2 separate regions of the Homo sapiens genome follow, and region 1 is linked to region 2. Evidence: read pairs that join two places in POLR2A ChIA-PET (ENCODE). Cell type or tissue: Panc1. All regions are shown on one strand.

What was found. ChIA-PET counts read pairs that join two places held together with the same protein. Peaks named below come from ENCODE experiments on the same cell type or tissue, not always from the same donor. Only the 100,000 strongest peaks of a DNase experiment are listed, where the experiment ranks them.
Region 1: POLR2A ChIA-PET joins it to region 2 with 5 read pairs; 4 of 35 experiments call an interaction of 5 or more read pairs at or near these places.

Annotation. Positions count from the first base shown.
Region 1 is chr7:48,129,828-48,132,327 of GRCh38, forward strand. No RefSeq gene overlaps it. Among named protein-coding and RNA genes, the nearest start is that of ABCA13, 40 kb to the right of the region's middle. In Panc1, no CTCF peak of the experiment used is centred here; no DNase peak of the experiment used is centred here; H3K27ac peaks cover 641 bases.
Region 2 is chr7:47,959,743-47,962,242 of GRCh38, forward strand. It overlaps a transcript of PKD1L1 not described here. Among named protein-coding and RNA genes, the nearest start is that of PKD1L1, 13 kb to the left of the region's middle. In Panc1, no CTCF peak of the experiment used is centred here; no DNase peak of the experiment used is centred here.

The sequences.
Region 1 (2,500 bases), 170 kb after region 2:
AAGCAGAAAGCTTGAGGATGGCCACTTGGGAACACCAATTCCAAACCAATGGAATCAGCATTCCAAAGTGGAGAAGTTACGGTTTCACATATGGATTAGTCCATTTTCACACTGCTGATAGAGACATACCTGAGACCGCACAATTTACAAAAGAAAGAGGTTTAATTGGACTTACAGTTACATGTAGCTGGGGAAGCCTCACAAAATCACGGCTGAAGGCAAGGAGGAGCAAGTCACATCATATGTAAATGGCAGCAGGCAAAGAGAGAGATTGTGCAGGGTAATTCCCATTTTTAAAACCATCAGATCTCGTGAGACCCATTCACTATCACGAGAACAGAATGGGAAAGACCTGCCCCCATCATCTCCCACCCGGTCCCTCCCACAACATGTGGGAATTATGCCTACTTATGTAGGCAGAGACAGAGAAATTTTACACTTTCCATACAAGACCAGTGCATAGTTACAAAGATTTGATTGGTTACAAATTGCTACATTCCAAGGAAGATTATTACTCGGTGAGGAGGGATAGTGATCTGAGGGAGTCTTATCTCTGGTGCTGTCTGGTCTTCCTAATTATTTACAGGAAGAAAATGCAGCAGACTGTATAGACATACCCCCTTAAGGGTCAGAATAATTTAACGTTACGACAGCTTTAAGTACAATTATTTAATTTCACATTTTCCCCTTTTCATTAAGATCTTTCAAAGAAAGTCTTGTAGATAAACTCAAATGGTTTGGGCTCCTTTTGGTTCAGGAGTTTAATCCCACATCACTAGGAAGGCTAATTCTTAGAGTGTCATGTCTCACAGAAGAAGGAGTTTGTCAGGCTCTAAAGCTGATGGGGTATAGGCTGAATTTAAAGCAACATAAAGGAAGTGGCTTTGAGACCTGAGTCAGGCTGCATGGCTACAACTTCAATTAATGCAATTCTTTGAATGACAATTATTTTAGTTTTTTTCAGTTGTGCATTGACTACATTGTGAAAGAATGCCTCAGCAGCAGTAAAGACAAAACAAAACAAAGGATTATAGTTTTGAGAACAAGTAACCACCAAATTCTGCAAGATCCAAACCAGCTGCTCAGCCAATCTTTTAGAGAGGATATTGGATCTGAAAGGGTAGTTTTTTAAGCTTTCATATTGGTGATTAAGTTAGTGATGATCTGACTCATCTGGGGTACAGACATAACACTCAGTTTTTATGACAGCACAGGTTTCTCCTTGGGCTGCAGTGAGTATGTCTGCAGCCCTTCTCATAAGAGCAATGCCATTGTTTAATAACGAGATAACCATGCAGCTATCATTTAGGGCCTCATTTTATATAGTTGGTTAGGGCCTCTACATGCCAAATGGCATACTCAATACACAGTTGGGCAGAAAGATGGAAGCTAAATGATCATACTGATGGGATACAGAACAAACCCATTGATATTATAAATGAGGAAGATTTGCAGGCCTTGAAGGAATATGAACTGCTCAACCTTGTGCCCAGGCATAACCCAAAGAACACCGTCCTAACCATCCTAGGGGTAAATGTGACCACAGATTGGTGCCACACAGCCAAGATACAGCCATTTAGAGCTAGCCAGTAAATACCCACTCTCTGTGCCCATTCAGGGGCATGTCAATCAGTACTGTGTGATATACTGATGTGGTTAGACATTTCCTTGGTTATCCATCACATATCTCTAGTGCTATTGAGCCATGTATCTTTGGTGTGATTCTTTCATTCCCAACTTAAATCTGACCAAAAGAGGAGGTAAGCCAGCTAAAACAGTTCCGAATTTGTATTATATCATCCCCAAATTCAGTTGCTTTATCTCTCAGTTGGGTCAGTGCCAGCATTAAAGCTAATAAATTGGTCTCTTTTACTGAAATGCTCTTCCCATGTGCTTTGCTTTGTATAGTATTATTAACAGGCCAGTGACGCACGTCATCCTTTGTCATGCTAGTATGAAGCAGTGATCACTGTTCTTGAGAAACATGGATATATTTCTGACATTCTATCTAATCTTGTCTTTGGAAAGGAGATATCCACCATGGCAGGCAGAACCACTGGAGAAGGGCATGAGGCCACATACCCAACAAGTGTTTTTCTGTAATCTGCTAGCATGGTCCTGAGCCCACTGAAAGAAGAGGTTTGCTATGGGCAATAACTGTTGATAGTGGCAAGAAAGCCCAAGAACTAGGGACATAAAAACAAAAAAAGAAATTTAGTGGGAACTTCAAAGAAAGATATTCTCCATCTACTAACAATTATTAATGTTTAGCATTTATATAGATACAGGATTAGTCCAGTGTCTTAGGAAAGCTGTTTATCTCAGATGTTGTCTTTTTCTCATTCTTGTTGGTTCTGGAGAATTTTTTTAGATCACCAGTTTGAGACAAAGTTCAAATTGGTGAAGTGGCTTTCTTTTTTTCTTCTTCTTCTTCTTTTTTTTTTTTTTGAGATGGAGTTTCGCTCTTGTTGCCCAGGCTGGGGTGCAATGGTGCGATCTT
Region 2 (2,500 bases):
GGTGGAGGGGTCAGCCCCCCGCCCGGCCAGCCGCCCCGTCCGGGAGGTGAGGGGCGCCTCTGCCCGGCCGCCCCTACTGGGAAGTGAGGAGCCCCTCTGCCCAGCCACCACCCCGTCTGGGAGGTGTACCCAACAGCTCATTGAGAACGGGCCATGATGACAATGGCGGTTTTGTGGAATAGAAAGGGGGGAAAGGCGGGGAAAGGATTGAGAAATCGGATGGTTGCCATGTCTGTGTAGAAAGAGGTGGACACGGGAGACTTTTCATTTTGTTCTGTACTAAGAAAAATTATTCTGCCTTGTGATCCTGTTGATCAGTGACCCTATCCCCAACCCTGTGCTCTCTGAAACATGTGCTGTGTCCACTCAGGGTTAAATGGATTAAGGGTGGTGCAAGATGTGCTTTGTTAAACAGATGCTTGAAGGCAGCATGCTCGTTAAGAGTCATCACCACTCCCTAATCTCAAGTACCCAGGGACACAAACACTGCGGAAGGCCGCAGGGTCCTCTGCATAGGAAAACCAGAGACCTTTGTTCACTTGTTTATCTGCTGACCCTCCCTCCACTATTGTCCTATGACCCTGCCAAATCCCCCTCTGTGAGAAACACCCAAGAATGATCAATAAAAAAAAATTAAAAAAAAAAAAAAAAACTGTAAAAAAGAAAAAAAAAGAGCTCCATATTTACAGCTGTAATATCAAATAAAGTGATTATTTTTTACAACCCCCTTAACACCTTTTGGAGATGGCGTTTCTGTTTTCAGAAATTAACGTAAAATCAAGAAGCAAGATTCCATAAGCTCAGAACTCTGGACAGCTGATCAGGTTTACCTATGGTGCTTTGCCTTTAACTAGAGTGTGTGACGGTAGATTATTTCAGATATGTATGTAAGACTGTTTCCTGAACAATAAGATGTATGAAAGGAGCAGAAATAAATAATTTTTCTAATTAAAAAAAAAAAAAACATGGTCAAAAGACCTGAATAGACTTCTCAAAAGAAGACAAGCAAATGGCCAACAGGTATATGAAAAAATGTTCAACATCACTAATCATTAAGAAAATGAAAATCAAAATCACAATGAAATATCACCTCAGTCACCTCATACCAGTTAAAATGGCCATTACCAAAAAGACAAAAGATTAGCTTTGTTTGGGCCTTTCTTGGAAAAAAAAAAAAAAAGACAGAAGGTAAGTGTTGGCAAGGATGCGGAGAAAAAAAAAGCTTTTGTATGCTATTGGAGGAAATGTAAATTAGTATCCCCATTAAGGCAAACAGTATGGAGGTTCTTCAAAATATTAAAAATAGAACTAGCATATGATCCAGCAATCCCACTACTGGGTATTTACCCAAAGGAAATGAAATCAGTACATCAAAAAGGCATCTTGCACTCCCACGTTCACTGTAGCATTATTCATTATAGCCAAGTTATGGAAGCAACCTAAGTGACCATCAAGAGATGAATGGATAAGCAAAATGGACATATACACAATGGAGTACTATTCAGCAATAAAAAAGAACAAAATCTTGTCATTTGCAACCACATGGATGAACCCCTGGAGAATATTATGTTAAGTGAAATAAGCCGGGTACAGACAGTACACGATCTCACTTATATTTAGAATCTATAAAAGCAAATCTCATAGGAGATAGTAGAATGGTGGTTACCAGATGCTTAAGTGTTTGGGGGCAGCGGGGAAGGCAGATCCTGGTCAACGATATATAGTTACAGTTAGATAAAAAGAACTGCTGGGTGTGGTGGCTCATGCCTGTGCTCCTAGCACTTTGGGAGGCCGAGGCAGGCAGATTTCTTGAGCCCAGGAGTTTGAGACCAGCCTGGGCAATGTGGCAAAACCTCATCTCTACAAAAAATACAAAAATTAGTTGGGCGCAGTGGCACACACCTGTGGTTCCAGCTACTTGAGAGGGTGAGGCAGGAGGATTGGTTGAGCCCAGGAGTTTGAGACTGCAGTGAGCCATAATTGTACTACTACACTCCAGCCTGGGGCACAGAGCCAGACCCTGTCTCCCCCAAGAAAAAAAAAAGAGCTAAAAACCAGAATAGGCAAATATATAGAGACAGATATTAGACAAGTAATTGCCTGGGGCCAGGAGGTATATGGTGGGGGAGAGCAGAATAAGGGAGAAGAGAAAAATGAAAAATGATTACTTATGGTTAAGAAGTTTCTTTACTGGGTGATGAAAATGTTCTAAAATTGATAGTGGTGATGGTTGTACAACTCTGAGAACATACTAAAAACCACTAGACAGTCTATTTTAAATGGTTGAATTGTGTGATATGTGAATTATATCTCAATACAGCTGTTTTAAAAAGTTCTGAATTGTTATTTCTTCAAAACGATGGATGCTTTGCTAAATTGGCAACATACACTAAGAACATGAATGTCATTAAATACCTTTGCCTAGTGGCTGAACCAGAATCCCAACCCCAGGACTACTGTTGAGGCCACATTCTAGGTCCCCAAGAGTGGGCTCCTTCAC